Regions from separate parts of the Homo sapiens genome. Here all the other regions are linked to region 1. A link is a loop called in an ENCODE intact Hi-C map of the cell type or tissue named here. Cell type or tissue: gastrocnemius medialis. All regions are shown on one strand.

Region 1 (8,000 bases):
TTGATGCAGATCAAACTCATTGAAAATACATTAATTTGGTTCATTATTAGAAAATCTGACAATATAAATCCTCATATTAATAAATACAAGGGGAAAACTATGACCACCTCCATAAATGCTGAAAAGGCATTTGATTTAAAAGAAATGTTTTCCTGATACAAACACCAATAGATTAGGGGTTGAGGGACACCTCCTTAACATGTAAAATATACATGTCTCAGCCAGAATCTTAGTGAATAGGGAAACACTAAAGACATCCCCACTGGCTGGATGTGGTGGCTCACACCTGTAATCCCAGCACTTTGGGAGGCCAAGGAAGGCAGATCACTTGAGGTCAGGAATTCAAGACCATCCTGGCCAAGATGGCAAAACCCCATCTCTACTAAAAATACAAAAATTATCCAGGTGTGGTGGCACACATCTGTAGTCCCAGCAACTGGGGAGGCTGAGGCAGGAGAATAGCTTGAACCCAGGAGGCACAGGCTGCAGTGAGCCAAGCCCATGCCACTGAACTCCAGCCTGGGTGCAGAGCAAGACTCTGTCTCAAAAAAAAAAAAAAAAGTTTCTTCTTTGTAGAAGCCACTAGAGTTGGTTTTCTGCTACTTGCCACCAAAGCATCCTACCTGATACAAATTCTAAGTCAGAACTCACTGTAATCCTCAATGTGTAAAGGAGGCCACTGAGGCACAGGGAATTACGAAATTTAAGTAAGACAGAACTTACCTGAATGCCATGGCAAACCAAACCACGGCCAGAATCAGTGTATTCATTCTGTAGGGCCCCATCACACAGTACAGGGCATTATCCCAGACCTACAACCCATACCAGAGAAGGATTGTTAAAGAAAGCAATGTGTGACTTTGTTTCTCCCACGAAGAGCTCATTACTCAGATATTCTAATAAGTTGCCTAGGAACCCATGGAGAGAACCGGTACCCCACTGTCTCCTAGAGGCAGCAAAACTGTCCAAATAACAAGGAAAGCCTCTTCTCTTCCTACTGGCTGGCCTCATACTCTAACAGTCCAATAGGATTTTCCCCGGGAGCACAGCATTCCATGAATGTGATTGAAAGCACACTGAGTTAGGACTTCAAGGCACTGAGTAACCTTGACTGCTGAGTTCTACTCCCTGCCTGTGGGCAAGGGGGATATTGCAAACATTTACTGACCATACACCATGAAGGCCAACCAGTCCCAATAGACGCTGGCTGTCTGGCTGCCTCAGTGCTCAATAGCTGACTGGCTCCCTACTTGGAGGAGCCAGTGCTCCAGAGAAATGGCATTGCCCTTTTAGAAAAATGTTTCTTGGAAATCAAGAACAAGCCTCAAGGGGTCATTTATTTTACTCACTTCTTCCTCCATGTGATTATTTTAAAATTTGCTAGAGAGAATAATGTTTACTCAGACTAGACATTTTATCTACATTCAAAATCCCTGCCTTGGGAAGGAAGAACAAAGAAAAGAAACTAAGATTTAGAGAGTTTTCAGCTCCAGGGCACACAGCAAGCTAGAGGCAGACGTGGGCTGGAGCCCAAACGCCCCCCTCCAGGGTTGCTTCCTCTCCATCACGCTGGCCCAGGTTGGTGGGGATGTTCAGGAGCTGCATTTTTCATCCACTAAGGTAAGAGACTCCCATAGAGACGCATCCTCATCCAAAGTAAGTTCCCAATCATACCTGCTTGAAAATGGTCTTGAATCTGACCAGCCAGCGCTGGTACCAGGTTCCTGTTGAACTTTGGATCTCAATGAATTCATCCATTTGCTTGGGAGTTTTGATGTTGGAAACCTGAAAAGTAAAAATAGGATATAGAGAATTTGAACCCCACTTTGTGTCAGAGTTTTCAATGTGTAGTTTAATGTAACTATTTAAACTGATTTAGGACTAGAGGAGTCTGCGATTTCTCAAAGAGCATACTCAAAAAAATTCAAAAACTGTTTCCATCACCTCCTCCAATAAACTTTTCATCTAGGGATAAAGACGAGCCATAGAGTGTCTCCATCTCTTTCTTCAGCCAAAGGACTGAGGATATGAGGAGACAGCAGAAGGGAAATACAGATGCGACTGGGCAATCCGCGGGGAGAAAGCAGTCCCTGGAAAGTGGACAACGGACTCATCATTTCCCGAGGGCTAGGTCTAAGACAGCTTGGCTATTGTTTTTTAAACCCTAAAAACAGTGGGGGGTTTTGTTTTTTTTATTTGTTTGTTTTTGTTTGGTTTTGTTTTTTGAGACACAGTCTCGCTCTGTTGCCAGGCTGGAGTGCAGTGGCACGATCTCGGCTCACTGCAACCTCTGCCTCCCAGGTTCAAACGATTCTCCTGCCTCAGCCTCCCGAGTAGCTGGGACTACATGCCTGCACCACCACACCCAGCTAATTTTTTGTATTTTTTAATAGAGACAGGGTTTCACCATGTTGGCCAGGATGGTCTCCATCTCCTGGCCTCGTGATCCACCTGCCTTGGCCTCCCACAGTGCTGGGATTATAGGCGTGAGCCACTGCGCCCAGCCAAAACAGTGGTTCTTAAGCTTTTGGGAGAATTTGAGAATCTGCTAAAGGCATAGGCTCTCTTCCCAGAAATGTCAAGGACATGACCACACTGTGAGCCTCCTGGACTCATCTGGCCACTCCCAGCTATGCAGCCTTTGCAAATGATCTTCCGCCTGAGGTCAGACAGAGAAGCTTCAGAACTAACAAAGCAGGCTCTGCAGCTGAACTCTTGGCTGCAGCTGGGCTTCAAGCTATTCAGTACCTTCATGGATGTTATGACCCCCAGCTACAGATAAAGGAGGCTACAGGGGAAGTTAACATCAACTCAGGAAGCACCTTAAAAACCACACCCCAAAGCCTTAAGATATCCTCTCAAATGTCAGTTTTTCCTTTCTTTGCTCCTTGGGGAAAATAACAGTCTTCCTTTGGGATTAGGGAGTGAGTGTGTTGACAACTTGAAGCATAATTACTCACTCTAATTTACGATTCATTAGAACAATTGTCTATGATTCAGTCTAAATTAGAATATGGCCTGTGTTCCCCCAGCCCTGCAGATCGTGGGTTCTCAGCCGAATGCTTCAACTCCTTCTCCTTCCAAAGGTTTCACTGTGAGTTTGTGAGGCAGCCAACAGGGCTGGTAAAACCTAGAGCTCACGGCATGGGCATCAACTAAGAGTGTGACTGCCCTAAGCTCTCCCTCCAGGCCACTGAATACATCTATGAGCACGTCTGCTGATGGGACACGCACAGGAGTAAAACAGGTAACACCTTCAAGCTGGGCTGAGTACCCGCCCCTGACCGCCAACCACAGGCTGGCTCTCTAAGGTCAGTTACCACTTTCTGGTTGTCTCTCTTTTTTCATTTCTTTTTCTGGCCCATCCAGCCATTTACTTCTACATCATTAATATAATCATCAAGTCAGTATAGAATACTGAGCCCATAACCTTTTTAAGTCCTTCTTCCTGTTGGGTTAAAACTAAAAGCAGAAGTTATGCCTCAGAGCTTAGTAACTGGCACGCATGCTGGGATAAGACCAACTCCAACATTTTGTAACTCTCCGCACATTGATTTCTGCCTGCACATCCTTCCTCCGGGTGCACTCCCACCCCGAAAATGAGGAACTCTGATCCTGTTGTAAAAGGCTTTTGTGTCTGAAAATTGGCATTTTTATTTATTTCCTGGCTAAGATCTCATTCTTCAGCATTAGGCAGTTATATCTGTTAAAATAACTAAATGGGAGGCCACTCAACGGAGGTGGCTCTAATGCCCTGGGTTCCCACATCATCAAGCAGAAACCTAACTCAGAACTTTAAAGAAAATGAAACAAGCTCAGCCAATCCCAGTTGGCTGAGTGGACACTGGCTGTATTATCTTGAACTTCCCACTGGAATAATCCAAATGAGGCAATGGCCCAAACTCTAACCCAGCAAATGCTTTCTCTGCTCTGCTTCCATGTTCGACCTATAAAAGCCTCTCCCTCGTGCTCCTTAGGGAAAGCCCTGACCCACTTCCAGTGTGAGCTACCTGACTGATGAATCACTGTCTCCATAAATAAACTCTCTAAAATTTTAATGTGCCAGAGTTTCTCTCTTCACACAGTAGAATGCATCGTCAGGAGAGAATGTGGGATCACTTCTCCAAAAATGGGGCTCCCAGTGGGGCCTGTTTGGTTGGTGTAGAAGGAGTCCTTCCAGAAGCAACAGTTAGGAAACGCCTGGCTAAGCACCACTGCGTGGAACCTTCTGTACGAGACACCCTAGAGTAAGACGCAAGTGGGGAGGAGCTGACAGCGTGCCTGGGACAGGCAAGGGCAGACAGGCAGAACAGGGTGGGAAGGAATTATCCAGCAGGACTGCTCCTGGGACAGTCTGTGTGCATTTGAAATAAATCTGTTAATAACTGCTCGAGGCATGGGGAAATCCCAGAAAGACACTCTCAGATTTAAAACACTAGTAACCTACTGTGCATAAGCAAGGAGGAACTGTTTTATTCGAAAGGGAGAAGAATAGAGAGAAGGCAGAGGAAAGGAGGTGGAGAGACTGAAAGGGAGGAGGGGCACGGAGAAAGGAAGGAGAAGGCTGCACTCTGCGATGTAATTCCTCTGTTCACAAATGTTCGGGAAGTCCATTCAACCCAAACGCTTGGTATGGGTGATGTCTGTGTCTGTGTGTCTGTCTTAATGTGTGTCTGTGTGTGTGTCTCTGTGTGTCTGTGTGTGCCTGTGTCTGTGTGTTTGTCTTAATGTGCGTCTGTGTGTTTCTGTGTTTGTGTTCCTGTGTCTGCCTTAATATGTGTCTGTGTCTGTGTCTGTGTGTGTCTCTGTGTCTGTGTGTCTGTCTTAATGTGTGTCTGTGTGTCTCTGCATCTACATGTCTGTTTTAATGTGTATCTGTGTGTGTGTGTCCCTGTGTGTCCGTATGTTCCTGTGTCTGTGTGTCTGTCTTAATGTGTGTCTGTGTGTTTCTGTGTTTGTGTTCCTGTGTCTGTGTGTCTCTGCATCTGTGTCTGTCTTAATGTGTCTGTGTGTCTGTCTTCATGTGTGTCTGTATGTGTGCCTCTGTGTGTCCGTGTGTTCCTGTGTCTGTGTGTCTGTGTTCATGTGTGTCCATGTGTCTGTGTCCGTGTGTTCCTGTGTCTGTTTGTCTCTGTCTGTGTGTCTGTGTTCATGTGTGTCCATGTGTCTCTGTGTCTGTGTGTCTCTGTGTCTGTGTGTCTGTGTTCATGTGTGTCCGTGTGTCCCTGTGTCTGTGTGTCTCTGTATGTGTGCCTATGTCTATGTGTGTCTCCGTGTCTTTGTGGATGTGCTTGTGTATGCCCGTGTTTCAGGCCAGGTTGATGTAGTGCAAAAACCAATCCAGCCAATGTGGAGTCAGAGACTGGAGGCAGAGACAGAAGACCATGGAAACATCTTCCAGAAATAAGCAGCAGCTCGGAGAGAAGCTTAGACTTCCTCTGGCCATGGAACGAGGCAGCAGGGGCAGGGTGGCAGGACTGAGCCAAGTACACCCAGAAGCCTCACCAATGTGTGGCTTCCACACCCGCAGCACAGCGGGAGCACTACAGGCCATCACAGAGTCGGCGGGGATGGAAGATCGGGAGACTCACTGTGACCCTTAACATCTTTCATTTGGAGCATTTCTGTTCATCGTGCTTCTTAATAAATGTTTGCAGTACATGTTCTCCCTTATAAGTGGGAGCCAAATGATGAGAACTTGTGAACACAAAGAAGGGAACAACCAACACTGAGGTCTACTTGGGGGTGGAGGGTGGGAGGAGGAAGGGGGCAGAAGAGATAACTATTGGGTGCTGGGCTTAATACCTGGGTGACAAAATACCTGTACAACAAACCCCCGTGACACACGTTCACCTCTATAACAACCTGCACATGTACCCCGAACCTAAAATAGAAGTTTTAAAAAAATGGCAGGAAAAGCATTGGTCCCATATTTCAGATATTTTAGAAGCATTAGAATTGAGAAAATATCCCATTGAGGAATTTTCCATAAAATTTATAACTTGAGTTAATTTATGAAAAAATGTCATAATAATTTAAATAATGGTTAACGTCTGTGTAGCACTTACTCCAAGCCAGGCACCGGTTTTTGTTTTTGTTTTTGTTTTTGTTTTTTGGTGTTTTACTTAATCCTTACAATAGCCACATATATAGATATGATTATCCCTCTTTTCTCCATGAGAAAAATGAGGCACAGAGAGTACCTTGCCCAAGGCCACACAGCTAGAAAGTGTCAAAACTGGGATTTGATACTTTGGATGCAGGTGCTCAGCCACCGTGTGATCCTGCCTGAAAAGCAGACGTTTGAAGCAACAGGTTAACAAGGGTAAATGGTTTACTTGAGACTGAAATTATGGAAGCTAAAAAATAAAAGCAGTGAATCAAAGTTAGGTAGGAGTTACTCCAGGAAGGTTTCCTTGAGAAAATGGATTTGAAGTAGGGGAAGTTATAAAAACGGGTGCACAAAGATGCCTATAGCCTCCTGGTTTGTCAGAGCATGGCAGGCAGGAAGACAGCGTCTCTGTAACTATCAGGCCATCTTCATAGAAATTACCATTTACCATTTTGTTTTGGTTTTTTGTTTGTTTGTTTTGTCTGCTTTTAAAACTGGCAAGAAACAAAATTCAGACTAATAGCCACTGATGGTAAGGGTGTAAAGAAATGGGTCCTCTATTGCCTGTGGCATTGTAGATTGGTACAACCCAGTTGAAATGTATTATGATTTGGCAATGTATCTCAAGAGCTATAAAAATATCCAAGCTCTCTGAGCCAGCACTTTTATTTCTAGGAGTCTACTCCTAGAAATAAAACAATCCTAGGACATGAAGGGGAAGGAACTATGTGCACAAGAAGGTTCATTGCACTAATATTTACAGGAACAAGGTAGTAAAACTGGATAAACAAGCTTCTAACATTAGAGACATGTTAGGAAAACCATGTTAATGTTTGTAACATTACTGTTTATTAAAATGATGATTATGAATACTAGGAGACAGCATATAAAACAATAATGAGTGCTATACTATTAAATAATATGTACACATAAATATACATACATATGCTTATCCCCAGAGAAATCTGTTTATTTCTGTTATCTTTTTTTTTCAGACACAGTCCTGCTCTGTTGCCCAGGCTGGAGTGCAGTGGCACTATCTCAGCTCACTGCAACCTCTGCATCCTGGGTTCAAGCAATTCTCCTGCCTCAGCCTCCTGAGTAGCTGGGATTTTAGGTACCCGCCACCATGCCCAGCTGATTTTTTTGTATTTTTAGTAGACATGGGGTTTTGCCATGTTGGCCAGGCTGGTCTTGAACCCCTGACTTCAAGTGATCTGCCAGCCTCGGCCTCTGATGTGGTGTGGCTCTGCGTTCCCACACAAATCTCATCTTGAACTGTACTCCCATAATTCCCACATGTTGTGGGAGGGACATGGTGGGAGATAATTTTAATCATGGGGGTGGTTTCACCCATACTGTTCTCATGGTAGTGAATAAGTCTCATGAGATCTGATGGGTTTATCAGGGGTTTCTGCTTTTGCAAATTCCTCATTTTCTCTTGCCACCACCATGTAAGAAGTGCCTTTCGCCTCCCGCCATGATTCTGAGGCCTCCCCAGCCATGCGGAACTGTAAGTCCAATTAAACTTCTTTTTCTTCCCAGTCTCGGGTATGTCTTTATCAGCAGCATGAAAATGGACTAATACAGCCTTCCAAAGTGCTGGGATTACAGGCATGAGCCACCGCACCTGGCACCATTTTTAAAAACAACTAGCAACCTAAGGAAAAACCTCAAAGGATATCCATCAAAATGTGAAGAATAATTATTATAAAGTAACAGCAATATCAGAGTCTTTGTTCTCCTTTTGACAAATTTCCTGTTATGTGCTTAAATTACTTTTTAGTAAATCAAAGCAGTGAAGAGGAGAACCCCCTTCTTATTGGCAGGCAACCCCACACTCACCGTGAACACTTTCTCTGGGGTCCCCTTAGCTCTCATGTTGGTG
Region 2 (8,000 bases), 150 kb after region 1:
GCAGTGTTTGTCTCTCTGTGCCCGGCGTATTTCATTTAATGTAATATCCTCCAGGATGAAGCTCTTATTTCAATAGATGTCTTGGAAAGTACAGGACTAAGAACAGACAAATGATTGGGGAAGATGAGCCCCAGGTGCAAAGTATCTTAATGGAACGTCCAGTTTTGTTAAATCACTCAGACAAAGCAGTCACTAGAAGCAGCAAAAAGGATGGAGAGGAAACCAGGATGGGGGAGTCTGCTCTGCAGCATGCATGTTGGCAGAGAAGGAGAAGCAGGGTGAGGTGTCCAAATGGCTTACAAGGCATAGGGATCAGAGAGTCAACCCAGCAGGAGAAAGCTGAGCCATTAAAAATTATTCAGACAGGGAAATCAACCCCAGCCATTCCTGCTTTCTAGACTGTTTCCCCAGGGAGGATGTCTGGAGACTCCATTTGTGTACAGCATGACTTAATTCTTGATGGAGGAGGGAGAGGATATCGTTGATCAACTCCTTCTCTGAATCTGACTCTGTACTCATTGTACCTGCATCTACGACACCCCTGGCTTTAATGGAACATATATCGATGAGATAATACATTTCTAGTAGCTGAGATAGTGGGAGTCCAAAGAGGAGATGGTTTAGCACATATTGGGAGTTCAGTCTTTGGCGTCAGACTCCTGGAGTCAACAGGCAAGCATTACTTTTAAAACACCATTGGGCCGGGCGCAGTGGCTCACGCCTGTAATCCCAGCACTTTGGGAGGCCAAGGCAGGCGAATCATGAAGTCAGGAGATCGAGACCATCCTGGCTAACATGGTGAAACCCCGTCTCTACTAAAAATACAAAAAATTAGCTGGGGGTGGTGGCAGGCACCTGTAGTCCCAGCTACTCGGGAGGCTGAGGCAGGAGAATGGCGTGAACCCAGAAGGCAGAGCTTGCAGTGAGCCGAGATCGCGCCACTGCACTCCAGCCTGGGTGACAGAGCGAGACTCCATCTCAAAAAAAAAAAAAAACACTATTAATATATAAATAGATGGTTTCTTGAGGTGAGCGCGAAGGGGAAAGGAGTGGTGTAAAGGAATTAATTCCCTGGGCAAGATAAGCACCCATGTGGTTCAAGAGAGCTGGTGTTCAGATCTTATTTGCATTCATCTCTAAGCCAACTCTGCTTTCTTCCCTTCCAGCTAATGGGTGCCCTGCTCGGTTTGCCCACATGTCAAGTCTACCTTCAGACAGAAAAGAAAAAAATATAAAAAGGTAAAAAATAATGACATAATAGACATGAAAGAAAAAGAAGCAAGATTCTACCCAAGAATTATGGGAAAATAAAGCAATAGAAACAGTAATAATAATTGAAGGTTTGCTCTGTCACTGGGTCTTGGCTGCACATTAGGATCATTGGGCAGCTTATTTTTAAAAAATTCAATTTATACTCCCATCCCTAGAGATTCTGGCTTAAGTATTCTCAGGAGGGTTAGGGGGGAAAATTAATAAATTTCTCACTTGATTCTAAAGTACAGCCAGGATTGAGAACCACAGCACTAGATAAAAACTCGCCTGAGGTGAAGAAAACTTTGACTCGAAATCAGCGGTGCTCACTAAACTTCAAGCAAAGTTAGCCTTACCTTAACACTTTTTTATTTCAAAGAGAAAAAAAAATGAAACGAGTTACTAACATAAGACCAAAAATTAGCGTGTTAAAAGACTAGTTCTCTGCCACCTTAAACCATGGGAAACAATTTGCAAAAATCTTAAGCGAGGGGATGACTGTATAGACTGCAGAGGTTAACAGTTCAGGCTTCAGAATCAGAAAGTCTTGAGTGGGTGCTGCAGCTCTGCCATCTACTACCTGAATCATGTTGAGAAAACTGGAAGGATTAAATGAGATATTGAATTTAAAGAACTCAAAGCCTAGATTGTATTAAGTTCTCTATAAGTGAAATGTTTCTTTTACTTTTTCTTTCTTTTTTTTTTTTTTTGAGACAGGTTCTCACTCTGTCACACAGGCTGGAGCAGTGGCACGATCACAGCTCACTGCAACCTCAGTCTCCCAGCCTCAAGTGATCCTCCCACCTCAGCCTCCCAAGTAGCTATGACTACAGGCGCATGCCACCACACCTGGCTAATTTTTGTATTTTTTGTAGAGATGGGGTTTCACCCTGTTGCCCAGGCTGGTTTCCAACTTTCGGGCTCAAGGGATCTGCCTGCCTCAGCCTCCCAAACTGCTGAGATTACAGGCATGTGAGCCACCGTGCCTGCCCTCTATTCTTATTTTAAAATACAAAGCATTTTTAAGAGACAAAGTAATATGGTTTGGCTCCATGTCCCCACCCAAATCTCATGTTGAATTATAATTCCCAAATATTGGGGGAGAGACCTGGTGGGAGGTGATGAGATTACGGAGGCAGATTTCCCCATGCTGTTTTCACGATAGTGAGTGTGTTCTCACAAGATCTGATGGTTTAAAAGTGTGTGGCACTTCCTCCCTCACTCTCTCTCTCCTGCCACCATGGGAAGAAGGTGCTTGCTTCCCCTTCACCTTCCGCCATGATTTTAAGTTTCCTGAGGCCTCCCAGTCATGCTTCCTGTTAAGCTTGTGGAACTGTGAGTCAATTAAACCTCTTTTCTTCATAAATTTCCCAGTCTCAGGTAGTCTTTTACAGCAGTGTGAAAACAGACTAATACAAAAAGCCTTGCTCTGGCGCCCAGGCTGGAAACCATACAAATACAAAATCAAAGGCAAATCGATTTGGAAAATATTTGCAACACTTATGAGAATATTTCTTATAAGTATTTCTTATGAGAGTAACAAGGAGAATAATATCTTCAATATATGCGGAGCTTTTACAAATATGGAAAACACTAATGCTTAATTTAAAATGGACATACAGCATGGAAAAACAATGTTTAGAAGGGGACATACAATCAGTCAATAAATAAAAGTGCTCAATCTCATAAGCAATCAAATAAATGAAAAATAAAATATTTTCTCACCTAACAAATTGACAATGTTTTATTTTCCTTCTAAGGATAATACTCATTGCAAACAAAGATGCATTGAGGGGCACATGCATAGTGCTAGCTGTCAGGTTAACTAGAACAAGCTTTCTACAATGCAACTTGGCAGCATGAATGAAGAGCTTTATCATTTATAAGTTTTCCTATTTTCCAAATTGTATTCAATGGCAAATACCACCTTTCTAATCAGAAAGAAAAAGTTAATAGGCATAAGGAAACCAGCCACCTGGCTGGAAACTTGAATATTCACTAATTTCAGCAATAGATTTGGGTAATTTCCAAATCCATGGCAAACGCAAAGCTTGAAACGAGTCGCACTCTGGGTATTGTATCAGTTTACACAATCAGAGCCAGGAGTGGGGTTTGTCACTTGCTAAATTCAGGCAGGTCACCAAATGGCCCAGATCTAAGCATGAGAACAAATGAATTGCTGGCCGTAGCTCTGTACTCGCGTCTCAAATGACAAAGTACCTTAGGAAATCTTAACTTCTTTCTTCATCCATTGGAGCTATTTAATATCTCCCTGAGAGCTAAAAGATTGTCAAATTAGAAAAGGATTTATCCTTAAAAAGATAGCTCCTACCGTTGGGGAAAGCTTATTCCCTTAGAAATGCCAACCCTTTGCTCCTTGCAAAGATATGCTCCCTGCCAGCATTTTATTTATGTATTTTGGACCCTGCCTTGTTTTAAAAAGTGAAGCAACTGGCCAAGCATCCTGCAGAGGATTCCATCTGCTACAGGCCAGACAGAAGCTGAGGATTAGGAGTAAAAGCCGGGAGCCCCAAGCGGATCAGCCAGCACGCCCACCCCCACAGGCCCTGCCTCCAAGCCGAGACAGCTCATTCACCAGTATATAAAGTATTGCAAGTCTCCACACAGAGCCGATGAGAGGAGGCAAGAAGCTATGAAGAGGAACCAGAAATGGAGGAAGGAGGCAGATTAATTTTGTTCATTCAAACAAGAATGAGTGAAGCGTAATCACAGCAAGAGCTATTATGATGATGATGACAGAGAGATGTCCCTCCCTGGCATGGCTCTGGTTTGGACTGGGCTGTCTGATGTGGTGGCTTCTGTGTATAAAGTTTTCTTGAGACAGTGTTCAGCCTCACCTCGGCCCTCTTGGGCAGTAGGGAGCCTCTCAGAAAGGGGCAGCTGGGTCCCGCTTCAGACCCTCCAGCTGTCCACACACCCAGCCTCTTCTCCAGGCAGATTTCCTCCTTTTGTGATTGAGCCTGGACAGCCCTGGGGCTCCTGCTCCTCCCCTACACATCAGGCTTCTTCCTGTGGAGCTTTCTGTACCTTCCCAAGCCCTCAATGAATGCAAAGGAAAAAATGTTCTTTTCTTCCCTTAGCACTGTACTACCACCCATCTTTCTTGCTGGCATGGGCTACTCCATTAAATCAGCTGCCTGCCAAAATTTCCAGACTAGAAGAGGCACCAGGCTCTATGTCTTCTATGCCCCAAACTCCAGGGCACACATCAAACCCTCTAAAGCACTCTCCTGAATAGTAGACTCCATTCCACCAGAACCATGGATCAGCAAACACCCAGCTAGGGTGCAAGGTACCCTGTCTCCCTTTTTGCAAGCATCTCCACTCCCCATAAGGGAGTCTCTTGGAGGCCCTTTTCTTGGTTTTATGGGGAACAAAAAGTGTTTCACCTCAAGCTAGTATTTGTTACAGGCCAAGATTTCAAAAATTCTACCCACTTTTTTTAATCCCTCTACTTACATAGACCCAGGGGCTTAGAGTTGTGGGTCCCAAAGCCAGTTTTGATACCTCTTGAAAGTCATGAGGAATTCCAGTTATTTAACAAATAGAGTGTCTAAGACTTTATTTTTAGCTTTGCAATCTGAATGCCCATTCGGGGCAATAAAAAAGTCCCACTCAACATCTTGTTACATAGGGAACTTGCTTTGGTAGATCAAATTTTTACTCCCAATTCTTTTCCCCCATGTAATATGATTATAATCCACATTCTTGCCATGTCACTTTGCCATGTCTTCTACTGTGAGAAGAGTATACTTTCGCACTTTACTGACATGGGTTTGGGTTTGGCCATGTCATTTGCCTTGGCCAATGAAATGCTAGCAAACATGATGAGTGCAGAGGCTTTAAATATACTAGGACAGTTTAACATTCCTCATGTCCTCCTGCCATTTGGCATGAGAAGAAGGAGAAGAATATGTCCCTGGTAGCTGCTGGTAGCATCTGGTGGAGAGATGAGAGATGCCTGGAGCAGACCTGAACTTGACTTACAGCATGAAGGAGAGCCAATCCCAGTTGACTGGCCACCTCATAAGTAAGATAAATATAGTTTGTTGTATGAGCCACTGCAATAATTAGGGCTATTTGTTAGGCAGCATTATTGCTATACAGTAGCAGCTAATTAATACCCTCGCTATATGTCCAACATTGTGCTGAGCACTGTATTGTCTCCTTTAATTCATTCCTTTTAACAAGTGTGTAAGATAGAATTCTCGTTAATATTATCCTTGTTTTACAGGTTAGGAAACTGAGGTGCAGAGAATTTTAGCACAATTAGTAAGTGAAAGAGACAAGCTTCAATCCCAGCAATCTAGCTCCAGACCGATACTCTTGCCACCATGGAACAAAAAGCAGGAGACAAAGATGTGGCTCTGTGCTCTTCTAAGTCTGCATACTGGTACAGACCTCAGGCTCAAAACCATTGTGACTATTGATATCGTTTGCCTGTGTCCCCACCCAAATCTCATCTTGAATTGTAGCTTTCATAATCCCCACATGTCATGGGAAGGACTTGTTGGGAGGTAACTGAATCATGGGGGCAGGTTTTTCCCATGCTCTTCTCATCATAGTGAATAAGTCTCACAAGATGATGGTTTTATAAAGAGCAGTTCCCCTGCACATGGTCTCTTGCCTGCCGCCATGTAAGACATGCCTTTGCCCTTCCTTTGCCTTCCTCCATGATTGTGAGGCTCCCCCAGCCACATGGAACTGTGAATCCATTAAACCTCTTTTTCTTTATAAGTTACCCAGTCTTGGGTATTTCTTCATAGCAGTATGAGAACAGACTAATACAGCCGTTTATGAGTTCCCTATCAGTACAAGCCTGACCAGACTGCAAGGGCTGAGGCAATTTTTCTAGCTCTGTCAGTGCATGCAAAGAGGATAAGACAGGCTTCCCTTCCAGAATGCATGACCCTTCTCTGAACTTTGAGTAGGGAAAGTCCCACGGGAAATTCTAACCAAGAAACAATCCTGTCATTGTGAAGTGCAGTCATACAACGTTCTGCACGGGATGCAGAGCACACCTCATTCTCTGCCTATTTTTATTCTCTCTAAGCAAATATCTGGGGCTCTCAAAAATTATTACACAATTGCCAGCTGCTGGGATTATACAAATAACGTGACAATAGCAAAGCAATATGCTGACCGGTGTTCAAACACCAACACACAACAGCAAAGCAGCCAGGGGTGCCAGTCCTCATTCACAGCCTGCAAACAGAAGCAGCACAAATGAAGGCCACCCACTCCCTCCTGGTTTTAGGAAAACAGAGTAGCAGGCAGTTTGACACCGAGATGGATTTTTTACTCTTCAACTTCCAAGATGTCCTATGCACAGGGAGAATGCAAGGTCATGTTCTTTAGCAAAATGTTCTTCATAATTGTGATTCAACAATGTACCCCTTTCTTTAACCAAGTTAGGACTTCTGATGAGCAGCAGTTGGGCTTAAAGGTCTTCAAATTATAAGCAAGCTAGAAATTCTGAAGCATATAATAATGTATTATATATGTATATTTATGTGTGTGTGTATGTGTGTGCATGTACTCTGTTAAGGTGTATGTGAAACAAAGCTTCTTTACAAACTTCTACACTATACACCCTGAGGGCAGAGATCACGTTTTCCTTACCTATCATTAACTCTGATGCCTAACACAATGAGAAGTCAATAAACATTTGCTGAATAAATAAATAAATGTAAAAGGCATTTTAGGGAGAATTATATCTTTGAATTTTGCATAGTTTAATTCTTAAAATGCAAGACTAGGGCAAGCAAGGAGATGGTTATAAAAATGTGAACCCCTTAGAAACCCCTTAGAAAAAAATAAGGAAGGCCAGGCGCAGTGGCTCACACCTGTAATCCCAGCACTTTGAGAGGTCGAGGCGGGTGGATCGCTTGAGTTCAGGAGTTCAAGACCAGCCTGGGCAACATGGCGAGACCCTGTCTCTACTAAAAATACAAAAAAAAAAATAGCCAGGCATGATGGTGGGTGCCTGTGGTCCCAGCTACTCAGGAGACTGAGGTGGGAGGATTACTTGAGCCTGAGAGGCAGAGGTTGCAGTGAGCCAAGATCACACTACTGTACTCCAACCTGAGTAACAGAGCAAGACTCTGTTTCAAAAAAAAAAGGAAGGGGAGATGGAGAAATAGCCCACTTTCAAAGTCGTCAACACTCACCAACAAAGGTAGCACTGTGTTATCTTTATTTCAGCAACAGAAGCCAGCTCAGTGTGTGTGGTGGACGTCTGTGGGTTTCGCCTGCTCAGGACCCATGTCCTCTTCTTTCAGCAACAACTCTCCAATTTTCCTTTAAAGGTAGCACTTTGTAATCTTTATTTCAGCAAGAGAAGCCAGCTCAGCGTGTGTAGTGGACACCTGTTGGCTTTGCCTGCTCAGGACCTATGTCCCCTTCTTTCAGTAACAACTCTCCAGTGTTCCTTTAAGAAACTCCCCTTTCCTCACTACCTGCCATCTTGGGAGTCATAGTGATGGTGCCCTCAGGAATGGGCATGTGACCCCAGTTGGGCTAGGCTCTCTCATCCTAGATTGTGCATCACGAACTGAGCACACAAAGCTAGAAAATGGCTGGAGGACTCAGACCCTGGGACGTGTTTCCAAATAGCCCATTGATTAGCAAGGGAGCAGGCTGGGCTTTTGACAGACAGAGTGGGAACTTCCCGAGAACACAGCATGGAATTTCTGTCAATACACGAGCACTCCCAGAGACCCGTTCTT
Region 3 (8,000 bases), 200 kb after region 1:
AGGTTGGGCGGCTACCTTAGTGCAAGCCCCCTTGAAATCGCTTAGGGAATAGAGAAGAAAACAAGCAAGAGAAAGAGAGTGTGTGTATCAGAATGAGCCTTCAGAAACAAATTAATTTTCTTGAAAAAGGTCCATTTTCCTAGAAGAGAGTGAAACTGCTTGTGCGTGGAGCCCCCAAGTTGTAAGCAAGCTAAGAATTTTGAAGATTAAAAATAGAAATCCTTGGCAACACCCTCATCAATCAAGCAATGAAGCCTCTCCGGCAAGTGCCATGACACTGAGCATCAGATTGAAATTTGTCCATTGAAGACGGCTTTGTCAGTTCCCCAGATTTAAGATCCAGACCCACAACTTCCCTCTGCACATTGTAGTTAAATGATCAAGGAAGAAAAGTAGCCTAAAGGCCCCTTCATGTGTTTTCTGTTTACTTGTCACAGATGCTGACCCATTCTCTAGATTTCCAGAGTTACCGACCCATAGGAGAGCTTGACTTTCACAGAATCTGCACCAGCTCAGAGCCCTACTTACAGATCAAGACACCTGGGAAAATGCTACTGAGTAAAAGAGCCACAGAGGGGCGAGCAGATAATAGGCACTGCAGTGTCCCGTGACAAGTCCTAATGGGCTAAATTGGAAGGCCTGGTCCCTGCTTTGAAGAAATATTGGGGAAGCCAATAAAATTAAAATAAAATGTAATTAACATAGCCTTTAAAAGCATTTCCCAGTACAGTCTTCTTCTGTCCTTCCCCAGGACTCTTGGAAGCAGATACTATTTTTCCTATTTTACAAAAGAGGTCCCCGAGGCTCTGTCCAGGGTGACAGGGCAGTTACTGTGGCAGCTGGGGTCTGAGTCAGACTGAATGTCTCTGAAACTTCCCCTGTTACTGCAGTGTGCTCCAGTGCATTCTGTACACAGAGTGCATTCCAGCTATCTGCCAGGTATTGTGCTAGGTGCTGGGAGAAAGTAGAGACAGGACAGAGTCCCCGAGAGCACAGTCCTCTGATAGATACTGACAAATACACAAGCACATCAAGTCCTGGGCAGTGACTGCCACATCTTGGCACAGAGAAGAGGCACCTCCACCATGGGGCCTGAGAGATAACCAGGAATTGGTCAGACAAAGGAGAATGTTCCATGAAGCCCTTGTTCCCGGGACCCACCTTGAGCAATCTTCAATTTGTCAGCCAAAACCACAGTGTTCTTCCACTCTTTAGGGCTCACGGAATTCATGTACTTCACATTTTTATACTGTCAGGCAAATATTTTTAAAAGAACCATCTACTCTAGAAAAAAAATGGATATATAATACACACATATTTTGTATACGTATTTTGTATACATACATGGATACATATTTTGTATACATATTTTGTATATATACATGTATCCATGTATGTATGTATGTATGTATTACATTGGCACAAAAGTAATTGCAGTTCTTGCCATTAAAAGTAATGGCAAAAAACGCAATTACTTTTGCATCAGTCTAATATATATATACACACAAACACACACAGAGATAGATTTAGATAATTACATACAGGACAAAAATTCATTAAATTCATTGAGCATCATTTTTCCTTGTATAATGTTACCTAATCAGCCAGTTGTTTCAGTTATTCATTTATTCAATTATTTGTTTAAGAGACACTTTAAAAGTACTTACTGGGTCTAGATATGCCTCACATAGTGTTAGTCACTGACACAAGGCCCCTACCCTCATGGCACTCACATTCTACTGGGGGAGGCAGACACAAGTAAATCTAAATAAATGAGATATTTGCAGACTGAAATAAGTCTTACAAAGTAAATACAGTAATGAAAAAGAGGGAGACAGGAGAGGTCACTTTAGATAGGAACATCAGAGCAGTCTGTTCTGAGGAAGGGATATCTGAGCTGAGGCCTGGCAATTTCAAGAGCTGGGAATAGCATTCCAAGTGAGCGGACGTGAAAAACAAAGGCCTAGAGGCAGTAAGAGCTTGTGGTGTCTGACCTGGTTCTCAACCTTGGCTGTCCATTACATTAACCTGCCACCCTCCTGGCACATCAATATGTATCACCAACCAGGGAAGCTCACCTGAGCCCTGGTGTCCAGAGTTTTTACTGGAGTTTCATTGTGTAGGCATGACTGACTGAATCATTGACCACAAAATTGAACTCAACTTCCAGTTCCCTTCCCCTCTCCATCGTTCAGTTTGATATCACCCAGCTCAAAGCCCCAGTCCTCTAATCACATAGTTGGTCGTTCTGTCATGGTAGGCCTCTGTCCTGAGTCATCTCGTTAGCGGAAACTCAGATGTGATCCGAGGGGCCCACCATGAATGGTAAAGACACTCCTATCACTTGGGAAATCCCAACAGTGTAGTGATTCCCTCCCAAGAACTAGAGACAAGGACAATTCTTCAAGGCTAGTGACTGAGCTGGAGGAGGGCAGGCTTGATGAAGGTTGAGGCTATAATCAGGAGTGTGGTTTTGGATGTGTGAAGTTTGGATCACCTCTTAGACAGCCAAGTGGAGATGTCAAGTAGACAGTTGGGTGGACCTGACTGGCCTCTCGGGGGAGGTCTGGGCTGCTGATACAAATCTGAGAACCATCAGCAAGTTAACGGCATTCAAAACCAGCAGACAGGATGAGATCCCTTAGCAAGCTGACAGTAAAAGAGAAAATAAATGATCCAGGCCTAAGCCCCAAAGCAAACCATCATTTGGAATTATTATGACCTACAACTCTGATTTTCCTGCTCTTTCATCTTTATCTGCTCAGGCAGCAAAAAATGAAAGGTTGTCCCAGTTGAGGTAAGTCCCATCTTTTAATATGCATAAACCTCCTCAAAAATCATGTTTTTGAACATGAAGCAAAGCCAGGAGCTTCCCACAGTGGATAACAGATTCAATCCGGGGAGGACACATACTGTTTATTATCTTCTAACACAGACAGTAATATAGAACAAGAAAAAGGCAGAAAGCCAGAACATTTGAAATAACACTCGGGTTATACAAAGACATATTCTTTTCACCAATGTAAAACTATAAAAGGATAAAAATGATGTATTTTTCATTTCAACAGCAGTTTCCCCTTATTTATAATGTTCAGTTTCCCTACAGTAAATGTAGCACAAATGATATTGTTTGAATTTTTTAAAAAAAAGAAAAGAAAAGCTTTAGACATGGTAGCCCCAGCTACTCAGGGGGCTGAGATGGGAAAATCACTTGAGGCCAGGAATTCAAGTCCATGCTGGGCAACACAGGGAGACCTCATCTCTAAAAATAAAAAAGAACTTGTTCATTCCTTATTGCAAACAAAATTTACTTATTCAGCTTCTTTTTTTTTTCTTTCTTTTTTTTTTTGGTGGGGGGATGGAGTCTTGCTCTGTCACCCAGGCTGGAGGGTAGTGGCACCATCTTGGCTCACTGCAACCTCCACCTCCGGGGCTCAAGTGATTCTCCTGCCTCTGCCTTCTGACTAGCTGGTATTATAGGCACGCACCACCATGCCCAACTAATTTTTGTATTTTTCGTAGAGACGGGCTTTCGCCATGTTGGCCAGGCTGATCTCAAACTCCTGACCTCAAGTGATCCACCCACCTCAGCCTCCCAAAATGCTGGAATTACAGACATGAGCCACCGTGCCCAGCCTACTCGTTCAGCTTCTAAGAGTTAATGCAGAACTACTGTAAGTCCAATACAGGAACTATCCTTAAGAGCACTGCCACTTCAGTCCAAGATTATTAGGGAGATATTCAATAAGAACTTCATCCACAGCCATCCCAAGGGTAATGATAATATTTAATAATAAAAAGAGCATTTAACATTCACGGAGCTCTTAGGATATGCTAGCCCTCAGCTAAGTGCTTCAGAGACATTATTGTTATATAGTAATATATTTAATATTTATTTAATAGATGCATTTAATTTTTATTTAATAATAAGCAATAACACTGAAAAACAGATATGATTTCTATCCCTAATATACAAATGAGAAAACTAGGGCTTACAGAGATCAAGTAACTTGCTTCTCGACAAGCCACAAGACATTTAACCTAGATAACAGAGCCACCAAGTTAGGAAGCAACAAAGCCACGATACTAACCCAGTTCTGTCTGAAGCTGAAGCAGTAAGAGGCCCAGGAGTTAAAGGAGAGATCGTCACTGGTGCCCTTAAAATACGTCTGGGATGCATGAGTGCTTCACTGATGGAGTTTTTTTCTGCTAGAAGTAATTTAGTTCAATGTGCAGGTCCTGTGAGGTTCCTGTGCTTTCTTGGCCAGCAGGAGTGAGAAGAGGCAAGACAGTCTTTCTGCGGCACTGAGGTGGCTGCTGGGTGAGGGGAGTTCAACAGTGGAGTCAGGCATTCCGTTGTTCAGCTTCAGGTTAATTGACTTTCAGGCTTTTCTTATTTCTCCCCTTTCAATCATGGAGGCTGTCTGGATTAGAGGCACTCTCCCTCCTCTATTCTAGGCCAGAAACTCACCACAGCTGTCTGTGAATGGGGGCGGGAACTTGCCTCCCCAGGTCAGGCCACTGGGATTGTGCCAATTACCTTTTACCTGCCAAGTGGCAAGGTATCAGAACGTCTAGACCTCAGGACACCAGATTATCGATAACAACTATTATTTATTAATCATTTGCTCATTACTACATATATTATAAGTATAATATAGTTCATATTTTTATTATGAATATGAGGTTGTTTATATTTTTATTATAAATATAAAGTTGTTTATATTTTTATCATTATATAAATATAGTTGTTTATATTTTTATCATTATATAAATATAAAGTTGTTCATATTTTTATCATTATGTAAATATAAAGTTGTTTATATTTTTATCATTGTATAAATATAAAGTTGTTTTTATTATTAAAGTTGTTTATATTATTATGTTTATAAATTATTTATCACTTACTATAGTAATAAGAGCCATTAATTATTAAGTGCCTTCTATGCATCAGGCATTTAACAAATATTTTTATTTTGTCTTCATAGCACTCAGCATGGAAGATAATATAATCCCCTATAGAGACTCAGAAGATTTCAAATTTGCCCAAAGTCACACAGTGGCAGAGCCGGGACTGGACCCAGGTGTCTAGGACTCCTAAATGCATGTACTTTGCCACATAAATTCTGCCTCTAATACACTGGATTGCAGTCCCTTAGCTCCAGGCAGAAGTCAGAGGTATCTGTTTATCAAGGATGTCAGTGTCTGCTAGACTCAGCCCTATGGGGCTGCAGGTAATAAAAATCTCCCATCTATTTTATGAAACTGAATATATTAACATTATTCAGACAGCCATTACTACTCAGTGCCCTGATATGGCAATAGCCTCAGGGGTTATTGACACGCATGGAGTTCTTTCCCTCCATGCCAATGGTGCCACACTGATGTGCTTTTGTAAATTTAATTTTTTAATTCATACGTTTGTTGTTATAACTTTTTCTCCCTCCTACCTCACTATTAGGTTGTAAGCTACCACGTACGTTTCACTGATGTCCTTGTGACTGCTAGGGTGTCTTACTAGGGTGGCACACTGTTGACCTTTGGGCTGGATAGTTCTTTGTTGGGTAGGGGTCATCCTGTGCATTATAGAATATTTATCAGCAGCCCTGGCCTCTACCTTCTAGATGTGAGTTGTAACTCTCCCTTCCTCCCCAGGCATGCCTATCGAAGATGTCTCTGGACGTTGCCAAATGTCCCCTATTGTGGAGGGGCAAAATCACCCCCATTTAAGAACAATTGTTCTAGGTGAGCACACACCCACACAAATGCACACAGACACATTTCTTTTTTTTTTTTTATACTTTAAGTTCTAGGGTACGTGTGCACAACGTGCAGGTTTGTTACATATATACACATGTACCATGTTGGTGTGCTTCACCCATTAACTTGTTATTTACATTAGGTATATCTCTCCTAATGCTATCCCTCCCCCCTCCCCCCCCCACCCCACGACAGGCCCCGGTGTGTGATGTTCCCCACCCTGTGTCGAAGCGTTCTCATTGTTCAATTCCCACCTATCAGTGAGAACATGCGGTGTTTGGTTTTTTGTCCTTGCAATAGTTTGCTGAGAATGATGGTTTCCAGTTTCATCCATGTCCCTACAAAGGACATGAACTCATCCTTTTTATGGCTGCATAGTATTCCATGGTGTATATGTGCCACATTTTCTTAATCCAGTCTATCATTGATGGACATTTGGGTTGGTTCCAGGTCTTTGCTATTGTCAATAGTGCCACAATAAACATACCTGTGCTTGTGTCTTTATAGCAGCATGATTTATAATCCTTTGGGTACATACCCAGTAATGGGATGGCTGGGTCAAATGGTATTTCTAGTTCTAGATCCTTGAGGAATCACCACTCTGTCTTCCACAATGGTTGAACTAGTTTACAGTCCCGCCAACAGAGTAAGAGTGTTCCTATTTCTCCACATCCTCTCCAGCACTTGTTGTTTCCTGACTTTTTAATGATTGCCACTCTAATTGGTGTGAGATGGTATCTCATTGTGGTTTTGTTTTGCATTTTTCTGATGGCCAGTGATGATGAGCATTTTTTCATGCACACAGACACATTTCTAATATGCTACATCTTACAGTGCTGCTCAAAGGAGGAAAGAGCTAGCCAGGCTTATCAGACAAAAACATAAGAAAATAAATAGAAAATAAGCTTGGCGTGATATTTTGAGGAAATCTCACAGAAGCCTTCATAAGTTCAGCTCATAATGTCTGTGACATATTTCTGTTGCTCAGAAGCCTATTTTATTTTCTATACGTTTGTACTTCTGAAGAGGGAAAGTTCTCAGATAAGTGACAATATAAAACAAAATTTGCTACATCTGCCACGATGGTGACCCCCTGTGTTCCTATCATGTCACTCAAATAGCCAGTCTGAGAAGCAAAATATTACCTACAAATCTCCACTTTTCCTACAACAGATACATTCTACAACATTTCCATTCTACTTGAATCAATACTTCTGTTGATAAAAATATATAGATACTGGTTAAAATATCACTGTAAAGTTGATTCCTTCTCATGTTTTCCATCCCATGAGACTACGTGAGATAGTACTGCATTGATTCTTCTTTGCACAGATACCTTTACCTGATCAAATTCTGACTTTTGAATAGACTTGCTCAGAGAATGTCCGTGAGGCAAACAGCGTGATGGTCTCCATCATTTAGAACTTGCTGCCAATGTGCATGTTCAGCTACTGATAGCAGCATGCTGGAAGAATTTATTTCTCTCTCATAAGAACTTGGTCGATTTTTTCCTGCTCTTAAGATATCATCTTGTCAAAAAAATGAAACCACTCGGAGTCATTCATACACGCAGTTGTTTGCATTATTTGGTCATCCAGGGTTGCTGATTGGGAAAAAAAAAATCCTTATCAATGGTACAGATGGAATTGCTGGGTCATAGGATGCCTCCATTTTCAACTCTAAGATATGATGCCAGTGTGTTCTCTCAATGGCTAAACCAATTAAAAATTCCACCAGCAGCATATTAAAAGTATAGCTACTTCTCACACAAATGGGTGTCCAATTACACTAACAATATTTGGAAACATATATTACATTTGCGTTACTACAATCCATTGAGGAATTTTACCTTTTTAAAGAATTTGTTGACAGATAGATATGCTTCTGCCTGCTCTCTGACCAACCTGCTGAGGAGATACTGGGTCTGGAGATAGTTTGCTTGTGCAAATACAAACAGGAAGCTCCAGAACGCCTGATCTGAATCTCGACCTTCTCTCTGAGTGGACTCCAAATGACCTCTCTTTCTTGCCATTTTCACTGCTGAAGTTGGAAAGTGACTTTGAGGACATTAAAAATTACATTTTTCCAGAATCGTTGATTTGAGTCATGAGTATACCCGTGTAGAAACGATTGGCTGACCATCAAAGATAACTGATCCCTTCCACCGTGCACAGTCGTTGTGGGAAGGGGCTGCCCAGCCCCAGTTCTAGGCAGGACTAGCTCTCACCAAGGGAATGATG

Evidence for each region. Hi-C counts contacts between places; a loop is a spot of excess contacts. Peaks named below come from ENCODE experiments on the same cell type or tissue, not always from the same donor. Only the 100,000 strongest peaks of a DNase experiment are listed, where the experiment ranks them.
Region 2: a loop joins it to region 1, with 20 times the contacts of the local background. A loop is called at or near these places in 2 of 110 quality-filtered maps.
Region 3: a loop joins it to region 1, with 10 times the contacts of the local background. A loop is called at or near these places in 95 of 110 quality-filtered maps.

The regions. Positions count from the first base shown.
Region 1 is chr15:91,260,367-91,268,366 of GRCh38, reverse strand. SV2B (synaptic vesicle glycoprotein 2B) reads right to left here. Exons shown (of 13, transcript NM_001323032.3): 6 at 7,958-8,000; 7 at 1,675-1,785; 8 at 724-812. Among named protein-coding and RNA genes, the nearest start is that of SV2B, 160 kb to the right of the region's middle. In gastrocnemius medialis, no CTCF peak of the experiment used is centred here; DNase peaks (open chromatin) are centred at 3,570 and 4,256; H3K4me3 peaks cover 1,111 bases; H3K27ac peaks cover 1,944 bases.
Region 2 is chr15:91,114,773-91,122,772 of GRCh38, reverse strand. All of the region lies in intron 1 of SV2B (synaptic vesicle glycoprotein 2B), which reads right to left. Among named protein-coding and RNA genes, the nearest start is that of SV2B, 19 kb to the right of the region's middle. RefSeq lists an enhancer at 6,092-6,401. In gastrocnemius medialis, no CTCF peak of the experiment used is centred here; DNase peaks (open chromatin) are centred at 3,382 and 5,226; H3K27ac peaks cover 3,629 bases.
Region 3 is chr15:91,058,645-91,066,644 of GRCh38, reverse strand. No RefSeq gene overlaps it. Among named protein-coding and RNA genes, the nearest start is that of SV2B, 38 kb to the left of the region's middle. In gastrocnemius medialis, no CTCF peak of the experiment used is centred here; no DNase peak of the experiment used is centred here; H3K27me3 peaks cover 229 bases.